3 separate regions of the Homo sapiens genome follow, and regions 2 and 3 are each linked to region 1. A link is a contact called in ENCODE Hi-C or POLR2A ChIA-PET data. All regions are on one chromosome and are shown on one strand. Each heading gives the region's core, a stretch centred on a gene start or an enhancer-like site at or near the end of the contact. The rest is flanking DNA. Distances are from core to core; before and after follow the strand shown.

Region 1 (4,482 bases), core at 1,391-3,890:
CGACATATCTAAAGTGAACTCATCTCTCCTTCTACCCATTCTATACATTTAAAACCCTCCTCCTGTATTCCCTGATTGAATGTCATCTAGTCTTCCAAGTCAAAAACCTCAGAGTAATTTCTAACTCCTCCTTCTCTTTCATCCCCCAAACCAAGTCCTGTTGATTCTACCACCAAAGAACATTCCCATTCTGCCCACTTCTCTTCATGTCCACTACCTGTCTATCCAAGCCATCTTCATCTCTCACCTGTAGCACTGCCAACCATCTTCTGTATGGGCTCCCTGCTGCTATTCTCATTCCCTCCAATCTATTATCCACAGAGAAGGATCTCTAAACTTCAGATCTGATTCTATTACTCCCTGATTAAACCCTGATTATATTACTCCTCGTTTTTGGATAAAGTCTAAACTCCCTAGCTTTACCCAAAGGACTCTCAAGAACTGGCCCCCATGTACCTCTCCAACATGATCTGTTACCACCCTCCCTCTGTTACTTTAGGTTCCAACCATTTTGCATTTACTGGGCCTGTAGTAATTGTAGCTTCCTAACATTTCTTTTTCATATTTCAATGCCTTTCCTTGTGTTGTTTTCTGCCTAGAAAAGTTTACTGTCTCAAACTCAGCCCAGGTCTAACCTCCTCTGGGAAGCTTTTCCTTACTTCTCAGTCTGGGTTAGGTGCTTCTCTGTTATCCACTACTACCCTGTCATATCTCCATCATAGTGCTTACACTATATACATATATCACTCTATACTGCACTTTCCATTTTACTTGTCCTTCTCATCAAAACTAATTTATGAGCTTCTTGATAGGAGAGTTGATGTCTTATTTGATTTTGCACCACAATGCTCAGCCCATGGCTTATGGCAGATGTACAACAAATATTTAAGAAAATAATGAATGGAAAAACATTAATAAATGTCTCTCTGAACTTCATTTTTGTAGCTATAAAATACCTTCTTTCTTCTGAACACATTGTTTCTTCAAAGTACAATATAGTTGGCTGTCATTCAGGTAATATCAATTGAATTTTGAATGCTCTTCACCAGCAAAATCAGACAATTTCTGGAATTGTACCATTTCTCAGAGGTGGTTGGTCCTACCCATTTTTCCCCTAGGTAATTTTTATCTCAGAGATTACCATCAGTATTTGGGGGTACCATGCTATTGGTCTCATATACCCACTTTGACCTCTAAAGTCCTTTTCAATACCTAAGAGTATATGTTTCACAAAATTGCACATTTATTTATGTTCTAGGTGTTGTTTGGTATATGATGTTAATTTTCCTCTAGGTTTCTCTCAAGCCATAAGAGTATCAAGTACAGAATTGGTCCATGCTTAATCTTTGTAAATAACATTGATTAAGTAAATGCTGGGCCAGGGATTGAGGGGAGTAATTGATCAGAAATTTAACAAATGTTGAGCTGCATAAAGTAGACTGTATTTATTTGAACTGAAAAAGTGGCTAAGACTGAACATCTTGAACATCATTTTCTCTGATATTACCTCAAATTAAAACTTTAATATTATTTTAGAATTGTGTCTCTGAACCTGTTTAATAATTTTAACATGTTTTTTATATTGCTAAGCATTGTTCTAAGTGCTTTATTACATGTATTAACTCATTTAATCATCTGAAAACTCTGTGAGGTAGGTGCAATTATTATCCCCCTTTTACAGATGATGAGGAAACTGAGCCACAGGGAAGTTCCCCAAGGTCAAAAGTTATTCATAACTATCAGACAGCAGGTATATTAATTCAGCTTAATTCAAGGCTCATTTGTTAACCATCTAGTAAATATAATAGTTGACAGGGTAGACAAAAATTGAATACTTAAGCAAGGATAAATCGTAATGTAATAATGCCATGAGTGAATCGCCTAGGCGAGTCAGGCTCCTTTCAGTTAGTGGGAAATGGAGAAAGATTATGTAGTTAAGGTCATGAATAGCGCAGGAACATCCGCTAGGGTAAGTCAGGTTTGTGAAAAATGCAGAAGAAAGGCTTGGTTCTGAGGTGTGTGAAAACAGTCATTCTTTTGTGAGGACTAAAATTAGTTTTAGAAGAGGCATCTGATGCGGTACATGAAACCTAGGGTAACGGTGAGGAAATACACATGTATGAGGCTTCTTAGGAGCAGGGAAAGAGAAAGGTGCCATTTGAAGTCAGTAAGAAAGGGTAACAGCGCGCTTTTCCTGCCCTTCCCCCCTCTAGAGAATCAGTAAATAGCCTGATTCTACTCAAATTCCTTCCCTACCCAAATTCCCTTGACTACAACTCAGACCCTTTGGATCTGCGCTTTTTAGAAGTACTGTACTTCACATTCTGGCACCGTAAGCCCGAAATGTCCTTTAGGCAAATGTTAGGAGGGAAAAATGTATTCTTGCAATTCAAAACCGACTCGAATCCTGCCAGAAAGCTTTATGTTTGCGGACTTTATCGTTCCTCGCCTGTCCGTTTTTTATAAAACGACGCGACACACCTAGCCACACAGCCTCAGATCCTATTCTAACATCGATCCATCCTGTTACCCTTTTAAGAGGCGGATCCCGCAGTGTCCTTTCCTCCCTCCCAGCCACCTCTACCCCCAGTCGGCTGGGCGGAGCTTCACGCTAAAGCCCCAGAGCCCGACGCGGCAGCCGCGGTAGCGGAGAAGACTGGAGCTCCGAGGAGCTGCATCTGCGGCAACCTGTGTGCTGACGCTACGTGCCTCCTGGCTCCGACGTAGCTCGCAGCTCCCCAGTCTCACTCCATTCCTTCCCCACCTGGCGCGCACCTGCTCAAGACCAGGGTCCTGCCAAGCGCTAGGAGGGCGCGTGCCAGGGGCGCTAGGGAACTGCGGAGCGCGCGCGCCATGGGGCCGCCGCCTGGGGCCGGGGTCTCCTGCCGCGGTGGCTGCGGCTTTTCCAGATTGCTGGCATGGTGCTTCCTGCTGGCCCTGAGTCCGCAGGCACCCGGTTCCCGGGGGGCTGAAGCAGTGTGGACCGCGTACCTCAACGTGTCCTGGCGGGTTCCGCACACGGGAGTGAACCGTACGGTGTGGGAGCTGAGCGAGGAGGGCGTGTACGGCCAGGACTCGCCGCTGGAGCCTGTGGCTGGGGTCCTGGTACCGCCCGACGGGCCCGGGGCGCTTAACGCCTGTAACCCGCACACGAATTTCACGGTGCCCACGGTTTGGGGAAGCACCGTGCAAGTCTCTTGGTTGGCCCTCATCCAACGCGGCGGGGGCTGCACCTTCGCAGACAAGATCCATCTGGCTTATGAGAGAGGGGCGTCTGGAGCCGTCATCTTTAACTTCCCCGGGACCCGCAATGAGGTCATCCCCATGTCTCACCCGGGTGAGTGCAGCTACTAGATTGCACCCCTCCAGACCTCTGCCATGGCCAGTTTCTCTTATTTTCCTCATTGCCCTCCTCGTCCTATCCCCTTGCTCCGAAGGAAAGTGGGTGCTCTTTCTGTCCCCACGGAGTGGGGCAGGGTCCTCCCCGAGATTCACCAGGCCTGGGTGTTGGGCAAAAAAAAATCCTTCATTTGCCTCTCTGGTGGAAAAGGGTAAAACAAACCGGGTGCAGAGGCTGGCAAATCAAGGACTGTTTGAGCTCTTTGCGTTCCCTTTTCCTGGTTTTTCACAAGGGTGTCTAGCCTTGGATTAAGTGGTGGTGGGCATCGGGTCTTAAATGACCGAGGAGATCACCTGGAAATCTCTTCCTCACTCTGCTTTTTAACAACCTCAGACTGGCAGCAGATTTTCCCCTCCTCTCCCTGTTTTTCTCTCCATGTTTCCTGGGTATCAAATACTAGATTGTGCTACTGTGCCCTGTTAACCTCATTGCAATTTTGGTGGAAACTTTGCTTAGTTCTTGGGTTCTTCTCTGCCCAGTGGTCTCAAGTCCCAAGTGACTTGGTATCAGTGCTTTTGTTTGCTTCTGAAAAATCTGATTTAGGTTATTGAGTTGCAAAACAGGTGACTAACGTTCTTGAAAAAGAAGAGGTTTCTGCATGAGGATAGCAAAGGCCTAGACTTTGGAAAAAAAAATAGTCCAGGTAGTTCTTAAATTCTTGGAGATGGTATGAGGTTACTATTTTTCCCCGTCGGTTATCCTTCCACAAACTTCCCTATTTGTGATTAGGTATCCATACCTTATGTATATAGTTATCCTAGACCCTAAAGGACAAAGGGGAAAAAAATGGAGAAAAAGAAAGAGACACGTGTAATAGCAGTGTATCATAGTTTTTAAGAGCTGGGCCTCAAGTCAGAGCTTGGTTTAAATTCCTACTCTGTTGCTTACTAGTCCTGTGACCTTGGGCAACTTATTTCAAGTCTTAGAGTCTGGGTTCTCTCATCAGTCAAATGAGAATGAATAATAAGAAAACTTATCCACAAGTTTGCCTTCAGGATAAAATGAAATAATGCCTTAAAGAGTTTAGTGCAGTAAAGCACATCATCCACTCTCAGTAAGGGTTAGCTGATAGGATTAGCCTT
Region 2 (4,482 bases), core at 1,424-3,923, 240 kb before region 1:
GATTACATAAATGTTCTGTCTGGCTGCAGATATAGCTTTCCAGAGTTCCTGGCCCAATAGAGGGGTGCCTTTTATATACCAGTAGTCATTCTCCATGAATTCAAACAGACAGCTGAGCTGTTTTCACTGACACTAACCCAAGTGTCAGTGAAAATACAATATGCCATTTCTCTATGAGTATTATATAGGACAAGGATGGCAGTATTCAAATCAGCCAATTGTGCTGACTGGCCCTCACTGCAGGAGGTCTTCCAGGGCTGTCCTTGGGGCTTAATTACTGCCAATACCCAGTGAGACCATTAGCTTTTACTTCAGCTAAGCCATCAGTAATCCAAGGTCAATCATCCTTGGGGATTTGGAAGTGTGATCACCAGATAGCAAAAGGCTTCCCTTGTGAATGAGCAAGGGGAGGTTCAAAAGCCTCTAAAGGTATGTAACCTTTTTGTATATGGAGGACACAGTTGTGGGACCAGATCTGCCTCTCTCTTAAATATAATATTTCCATTTAATAAAAGAAGACTGTTGGGCCTTTCTGACTTTATTGTAAGCATCTGAATGAACAAACCCAAGATGGAGGTGTCTGGGCAAAATGTTACCTGGCATTCCAGAATAAGGTTCTCATTCTCCACAACTTCCCATTAGAAGGCCAGTTAGTTATTTCCCAAATGGAGTGTGATGGGTGGCCTGGTCAGGGAACTCGACGGGCACATACAGGTGGAAGCAGTCTCTCTTTGGTAGAAGCTCAACACAGCATAGTCATCAGTAGCAGATACTTGTAGTTACAAGGGACCCTTGGGGTTTTACAGGCCCATGTCACTGCCCTAGCCTACCTGTTATTACCATAACCAGTTAAATTTTCTAGATTTTCTGCTCAACACATACATAAGGTGCAACAAACTGTCTGGATGAGGCACATAATGTCTCGAATATCCAAACAGTCAAATTAACTTCTGGGCTCCTTTTTAGGTAGTGGTGAGTCAAAATGCAAGTAACTTTCCCTTTTATATCTTAGAGATTGATATTTGAGCCTTAGCCCACATGGCTCTCAATAATTTGACTTGGGTGGTTGGTCTCTATATTTTATTAGGAGTAATGAGCCACCCCTTGGCTTTCATGCAAGTCAGCAAACAGCCATTACCACTTGTTCTTTACTGGGGCTTACCAGCACAATATCATCAATATATTGGAATCAAGTTATCCAAGAAAGGAAAAAGAACTTATTCCATACATCTGCACGCTCACTGATGGCAAACACCAAGAAAATATAGCTTCTCCAGATATAGCATAGTAATTGTGTGGGAGCTACAGGGACAATGGCTAAATTCAGCTGGCAATAAGCCTCCACCTCCCATTCACCTGTTTCACTAGACACTCAGGGCCATTGTCAAGATATAAAAGCTTTCAACACTCCTACTGTCTTTAAGTCCTTCATTAAGGCCTTGATTACTTTCTCATCTCCTGGAATTCTATATTATTTGTGTAGTGTAATACAGGAGAGAACTGGAAGTCTAGTTGGTGGTTTTGGTGTAATCTTCTCACTATCATCATATTGCAAGATGCTCTTTTTCACAAGTGGGAGAATCCCCCTTCTTAGACTCTATGAGTACTCACAGTAAATGCATGTAAAACAGCAATAGCAATTATACATCAAGCAGTAAGAGTAACAGCAGTAGTGGGAGTCTAAGTGACCACACCCAGATGGTTACAGTTAATCCCCTTTTCTGTTTCACTACATCGCCAAATTCAGCCAATTCACTGGTAGCACTTGTCCCTCAACAGAATCTGATAAGAGAGTTATTTAAGCACTGGTATCCAAACAAGCCACAAAATTTCTCATCTCCTACCTTTACCCCATGCCACATTGTACCCTTGCAGAGGCATATGACCTCTGGGCCCCACTGGGGACAGAAAGACCTTGACCTCACGCTTAGTCCCCCTTCTTCAGATCACGATACATGGGCTTAGGGTCCAGCAGTGGAAATGCTGAAGGAATGATAGCCAGTTGGCTACTATAGGATAATAATGAGGAAGTGAGAAGCCAGTTGACTATCATTCTATGGTAGCCAACTGGCTTCTTGCTTCCTCCTATAAAGACGGAACCCACAAATGGGGTACCCAGACTACCAACATTTCTATCCAGCTAACTAGAAATGGCTTCTTACTTCCTCCTATAAAGAGATATTGATCTCCATGGAGAAATCTGTCCCCACTGAGGCACTTTAAGTTTCAACCGGATAAACAACTGCCTGTTTGTGCCCCTTCTCCCTATGCCTATAGCTCCTATCTGGACCCAGTTGCTTCAGTGCTCAACCCATTAATCTCTTCTTTGAGAAACTCTGTTTTACAGCCAAATCTATATTGACTTATGGCTAGGTTCCTTTGTAGGGGATTTATTCTTTTTCCCACTGTTCTTTATTTTATCTCAGATTACAGAAATTTTGCTTAGATGAGGATGGGTCTGTCTTTCTCTTAGGCATTTTTCAACCTACAATCATAGCCACCTGCACAGGGTCTCGAGGTACTAACAACAAAGTTAGTCATCCACTTTCACTTTAGGGAGGCAGAGAATAAACACTTATCAGGCATTCTCTGGATGAAAGGCTCGTTATCAAAATTAGCATTCTGCCCATGGTACAGTCATTCTGGAGCAGCTACAACCATCATGTTTTGAACAACTTCCTCCTTGGTATTCTCCCCAGGTTCAACATAATATCGTCATTGAAATAGAAATTGAAACCAGCAAAGCCATGGTTTGTGACATGATTCTGCCCTGACTGAAGAGTCTGTATGAATCATATGTGAGAAGGCCTGCTTGCTACCATTCACTCTGTAAAGCATAACCGTTCTTCTTTCAGCACGAGACGCACCAACTGAATCTCTAACAGCACCCCACTCTTTGGACAGAAGTTTTATCAGGTTTCCCTCCTTTGCCTCTTGGGTGCATCTTACTACTCTGCATGGGGTTATATTGCAGTTACAGGAATAGTAATCGTGGTTTTCAAATGGGGGAAAGTTGTGCTTTTCTCTTTGACAGGAATCAGAGGTGTTTCCTTTGTCCCCTACTCTGTAGAAGAGGATGCCTTTTGAATAGTTTATTGTAATCTGACCTCTTACACTCAGTGTCTATTCATCAACTCACCTCATGTTCAAAAAGCAGACCATTTACCTTCCCCTTAATTTACTATTTGGGCAGACACAATCCCTCCTATCTCCCAGGGAGCTTCCTTACATCCCTGAATTGTCCCATAGGTCCCCTGCCTTTTCTCTTTCAAAAAGTCATTGTCTATATTGGCACCTTGCTTCCTATGCCAATCCTTGCAGAAACTCATTCATATAGGATGGCATGGAGTAGCTAGACTCCAAAGGAAATGATTAAGTAAGCAAGCATATCAGTTTGCCACACTCCACAAGTGCCAAAAGAAGACAACAACATTTAATGGCTCAGAGCAAAACAATTTATTATTTACAGCACATCAAACAGCAGGAATATCAGCCTGGTAGCACCAATTTACCTGTCTCCAACTTCCACTATGCAACCTGGAAAGAGCAGGTGGGCTATAAACACTGGGTTGCACCACAGCTGAGCAACCAGAGCCAAGGGTTTAGCACCTTTCTATAGCAAGCAGTTAACCAGCCAGTCATTTTCTTCTAGGAGAGAGTAATCATATAATGGTTCTGCTGGGTGTCATGTCATGTCAGTAATTCTCCTTTATTCTCCCTGATTCCCATTCAAAGCCTCAAGATCTACTCCCACATATGTTCCCAGGGTTTGTGCCAGTATATTTGAGCCAGGTTTTCCATTTCTTTTGGTTGTAACATCTTTCCTCCAAGAGCAGGGACTTTACTTCCCAGCTCTGCCTATAATGCTAATTGGTTTGGTTGCAATGAGAGTGCAGATGTTGAATGTGCCCTTATGTAAATCTCCTGTGTTGGTAATGTATTTTCAGGGTCTCCAAGTCTGAGGAGGTTGCTCTCCTCTAGCAAGTCAGAGGGGCAGGTGTAGGGGAACTGCTGCTGATCTGAAAGATTAAGGGGAATCTGGTAGTTCAAGATTCTCAGGCTCTTCCATGCAAATCTCCCTAATCCAAGTCTTACGGTTACTGTTTTTCATGAGGTCCCTGATTTTGACATAGGAGACCTCTTCAAGTTATATATCCAGTGCCATTTTGAATCTCTACCCCCCTTACAATTAGCTCCCAGCCCTGATTTTCAGCACAGTCTTCCTTGCTGCTGCAGATGAGGCTCTCTTTAAGCACAGCTGTATAGAAGACTTCTGGATTTTACAAGGGCCTAGGGTCGATGAGTCTGTTATTTTCATTTCTGTTTTATTAATTTTTACTGAAGTATAATCTACAGGAAAAAAGTGAACAAGCCATAAGCATAAAATTCTATGAATTTTTGCAGTGTGAACACATCTATGTAATAGCTCTCAGAATGAAAAACAGAACATTGCCACATACCAGACTCCCCACTGATGGCTGC
Region 3 (4,482 bases), core at 1,272-3,771, 180 kb after region 1:
TGATGGTTGCCTGGACAGGAAAGTTCTGCAGTAAAATCTCCCCAGCACTGTACAGATAGTCGAAGGAGCGGGATTTAGGCCAGAAGAGCCTGTGGACAGAGAAGAAACATGGCCCCTAACAGGTGTCATATGTGCAGAGGGGCCAGTAGGGCCAAGAAAGAAGCTGGCCCCTAAACCCCTTCTCTTGGCTGCAACAATGAGGTCAGAGGGAAAGGAAGAAAGAAAGTTTTGTAACAGAACCTTCTGCATTGTTACAAAGTGGCCCCACGCAGGAAGGTAAACCCTTATGGACCTATAGTGGTTGGGTCGGGGGCCAGCCCCAGCATCTGTCACTTATGGCTCTGACTCCACCTGCTACCTACCCCAGAAAGCTTCTAGCCAAGAATTCTCCAGCCCTATGGCCCCATCTCCTTCCACTGAGGATTATTTCACTGACCCATCCATGGGGGATCATTCTTGGGCATCGTTAACAATGCCTCTAGAAAAGACAGCCTTGGCAAAGTCCCTTAACCTCTCTGGGCTCCAGTTTTCTCTCCTATGAAACAGCGATCATAGATAGCAATTCCTCCCCTCTCCTGCTTCACAAGACCTTTGTGAAGATTCAAAGAGCTAATGGATCTATGTCAAGTTTGGAGCTTCATGCCAGAAGCTTACCTGACAGGGTGATGGAACTTGGATTCAGCCTTGGTGACCTCAGCAGCCGTTGCCCCACCAGCAGCCTGTCCAAAGCAAAAGCTAGCATGTGGCTCAAAGTACATGGCTAGATAACTTCCTCCTCTGTACTAGAGGTCAGAAAGCTGCAGGTAAAATGATCTTGAAGAGACCTTAGACATCTCTGGGACCCAGCAACCCCCAATACCCACCCCTCAACAAGGGGTCTCTCTTGGTTCTGGTTGAAAAACAAGCAGACAGAGTCCTGCGGGTTGTTTGCTTCCCTGCCTCTGTTCCAGCACCTGTTTGGAGGCTCTCCAGGGGACAGTGTTCTACTGGAGCAGCAAAGATTCAGGGAGATCGGGTGGGTGGGAGAGCACTGGAGTAAGGTGCCAGGAGACGAGGCCTCAAGCACCAGCACTGCCACACACTGGCTGTGGGGCCTGCCCAGATCCCTTGCCCACTCTGAGCTTTGGTCTCCTCATCTTTCCAATTGCCACAGAAAGCTTGGATCTGCTCTCTGTTGGAATCAAATGTTGGCAAAACTGTGAGGATGCTATCTCAGATCTGCACCTTTGGACTGAGGTCAGGGGCTCTCTGGGAAGTGACCTGGTCACTGTTAATGCATGTGGCTGCATGTGAACACACGTCACAAGGGCTCGAACTCACCAAATCCACCAGCTTCCTCATCTGCCTTGGGGAGTCATTTGTGGAAGACAGCCAGGGCCTCCAGAGACAAGTTCCTCTGGGACAAAGAGGAGAGATCAATCCGTAGAGGAAGAGACTGAAAGGTGGGCTCCCTGAGATAACAAGAGACCTCCCAAAAGCTTGGCTCAGGTGCCATCTGCTCCAGGAAGCCTTTCCTAAGGCTCCTGAGCCCATTCCAGGACAGATGTCCCTCCTCTCGGCTTCAGCAATGTTATTATTGCTTTTATCATGCTGTTTTGTAATTGTCTATTTACTTGTCTTTGGGCTTCTTAAGCTCAAAGATATGCTCAATCGTATCTGAATCCTCAACACCTAGTACAATGTCTGGTACACAGTAGCTGTTTCAGTAAATGTTTGTTGAAGACTAAATGTTTGGAGTAATGAGTGGGGGCTAGATGGAAAATATCTTGCCTCCTACTTCCTGCTCCAAGATGTAGAACTCAGAGCTCTACCATCTTCCTGGGCTGAAGAAGAGGGCCAGAAATGTTCCTGGGTCCACTGCTTCCCCACTGGACTTGCAGAGGTAGGAAAAAAGCAAATGGAAATCTTATGGCGTGGTCAGGAAAAAGACAATGTCCCAGTCAAGGGCCTCTTTAGACTTTGGTCCTCTTTCCCCAAACTCCCCACCCCCACAGTCTAGATTGTGTTAAGCCCAGGTTTCATGGCAGTTCCCCATCCCCCTCAGGGGACTCAGCCACCTGGCCTATGAGGACCTGGCTGCTTCACCTTCAGCTTTGGCAACAGCTGTCCCCAAGTCCCCTCTTGCCACCCAGCGGGATTAGTGAGGTGAAAAGTCAGATGAGATATTCCAGCTAGAGTTGAGGAGGGAGGGCTATGAGGCCATTGCTTTTCCCCTTCACAGAGAACAGGGTGCCCTGGACATCTCATTTTCCTTCCTCTCTCAGGAAGCTCTCAAGCCTAAGTTCAGGTTGCCAAAGGCTAAGCTCAACTTACCTTTCACTCCCATTTACTTCTTGTCCAGAGGAGAGAAGGCAAGATGGGCTTAACAGGCCAGGGAGTGCCAGTGGGGCTTGTGCTAGGTCTGGAGCTAGGGCCAAAGCCAGGGCTGGAACAGGGGTGGCAGCAGCAGCACAGGCAGCAGAGTCCATTCTTAGGGGACCAAAGCCAGTGGGGTCTCCTACTTCCCAGAACCTTCTGCACTCTTTTGGCTTTTCCTGGGAGACCCTTTTATAAGCCCTGCCTGGTCTTATAAATTATTCAGGGAGGACAGGGGTGGGATGACTTGGGAGGGGGATAAAGATTTAGGGAAGGGGCTCAGGGAGGGAAAGCTGGGTTACCTGGGTGTGAAATCTCTCCCAGTTGAATAAACATGGTGTCAGTGGGAGGTGAGGGATTTGCTTTGCCTCCAAGTCAGAAAGAAAAACACAGAAGGGGCAAATCGCACACCATTTGTGTGAATTCCCCAGGGAGTAGCAAGGCCTGAGAGGGGAAGGAGAGGAGCTCATTAGCACTCTGAAACCACAGAGATGTCAGGGACAGAGGGCTGAATAGACAGGCCTTTAACTAAGCCAGTTCCTGGCAAGAAGAGACAGCTGACCCCTTTAAGGAGAGTGAGGGACTCACTTGTTATTTCAGCTCAACCTCAGATAGATTTGCCAGGTGGACCTGAATGTAGGGTGACTGCCATTAAGCATATCATCTGGGTTAGGGAAAAAAGGGGCATTCTGGGCAGAGCAGGCCCAGATGCTTGTTGGGTAAACCTTAAGTCTTCTTTCAATGCCCCTCAGCCCCTTACTGATCAGTTCATTTGTCAAAGTGCCCCCTCCAGCCTCAGCAGTAAGTGGTCCAGTGAAGGAGAGCAGGCAGGATTTCACAGGGCCTCTGGGTGAGATTCCAAACCTCAGAGCTTAGCTTCCAGTTCAGAAGCCAGGGTGCTGGGGAGAGGCAAAGTTCTGCCCGACTACAGAGCTGCCGAAGGACCAGCCCCAGCCCCAGGCCTCAGTTCCCTCATGTAAGAGATGAGGGTGCTGGCCCAGTGGTCTCATAGGACCATGCCAGCCTGAACACTCTCTGACAGGGGCTACATAAATGGGTACTGAACCCGGGCAAGCCCAGAGGCCTGAGCACAGTCCTCGGCCTTAGCCAGCCTTCTGGGCCTTTGCCAGAAAGCTTCTAGTTACAACTACTGGCAGGGACCTTATGCTTCAGAGGTCTCGAAAATATTCCTCCTGACCTCAGTGTCCAGCCCCAGCACAGATTTAGCTTCTTGGATGTTCATCACAGTCTGGTTTGTAATGGTCAAAAATTAGAAACAACTTCAATGTCCAATAATAGGAAACCAGTTACATTAATTAGGGCAAATCCTTGCAACTGAATGCCAAGCAGGTGCTCACAATCATGTTCTGGGAAGTATAATTTTTCAACACAGAAAATGGAAAAAAAAATCAGATGGTAAGATAGCATGACTAATTTAAGGGCTCCTCATTTCTCTGTTCACCTACCCCCCATCTTCACCCCACTTCCAATTCTAGTCCCACTATGTTCTTTTCAGCAAAGGAAAATTGAAAACAACTTTTAAAAGCTGGTTAGATAAATCATTGGGCAGTTACACAATTTCATATTAAAATTGGCATGGTAGAAGAATGAGGGAAAAGTTAACATATTGAAAGAGTGAAAACAAAATAAGTCTCTAAAATATTACTTAAAGGATGATCCCATTTTGGTAAGAAAAAAGATGTAGAATGGACAGCGTGCAGAGAAAAAATAAGACTGGTGAGAAGAAAGAGTGTTAGGGTTGTCATTTCTGGGAGTAACAGTGGGGTGGATTTTTACTTTATGTTTTTCTGAATTTTCTAAAAAGTTCCACAATGAACTGATATTATTTGAGTAATAAAAAGGAAAGGCACAAAAAATAAAAATAAACCAACAAAGAAATGTTTATCCATGGAGGAACGAAAGCTGGGGGAAATGACAGATATTTTCAAATATCTGAGGATTAGACTGCAATGAGATTACACTTGTTCTGGGTGACTTCAAAGGGCAGGGCTGAGGCCCATGGCTGGAAGCTACATGGAGACACATTTTGGCTCAATCAAAGGAAAACTTTCTAACAGCTCAGTCACCACCTAACCCAAGGGCCTGGCACGGTCCCGGCCCTCAATA

Evidence for each region. A loop is a pair of places that touch in the nucleus more often than their neighbours do. ChIA-PET counts read pairs that join two places held with the same protein, here RNA polymerase II (POLR2A). Pooled maps may share reads with other maps.
Region 2: a loop to region 1 is called in a pooled map, with 11 times the contacts of the local background. The contact joins the enhancer-like site here to the promoter of RNF128 in region 1. A Hi-C loop is called at or near these places in 7 of 50 pooled maps. POLR2A ChIA-PET finds 5 or more read pairs at or near these places in 3 of 52 experiments (WTC11 and activated T-cell).
Region 3: a loop to region 1 is called in a map of psoas muscle, with 2.8 times the contacts of the local background. The contact joins the promoter of RIPPLY1 here to the promoter of RNF128 in region 1. A Hi-C loop is called at or near these places in 1 of 168 maps with a recorded cell type or tissue (psoas muscle).

What each region holds. Positions count from the first base shown.
Region 1 is chrX:106,724,061-106,728,542 of GRCh38, forward strand. RNF128 (ring finger protein 128) reads left to right here and starts at 2,641. Exons shown (of 7, transcript NM_194463.2): 1 at 2,641-3,337. The coding sequence starts at 2,854. RefSeq lists an enhancer at 2,488-3,076.
Region 2 is chrX:106,481,703-106,486,184 of GRCh38, forward strand. No RefSeq gene overlaps it. Among named protein-coding and RNA genes, the nearest start is that of RADX, 130 kb to the right of the region's middle. RefSeq lists an enhancer at 2,611-2,880. Within about 2 kb of position 2,674, at least 2 of the 41 ENCODE cell types and tissues checked have a DNase peak (open chromatin) inside an H3K27ac peak, as active enhancers do.
Region 3 is chrX:106,900,820-106,905,301 of GRCh38, forward strand. It overlaps RIPPLY1 (ripply transcriptional repressor 1), which reads right to left and starts at 2,522. Exons shown (of 4, transcript NM_138382.3): 1 at 2,314-2,522; 2 at 1,321-1,396; 3 at 655-719; 4 at 1-89. The coding sequence starts at 2,468. It also overlaps a transcript of CLDN2 not described here.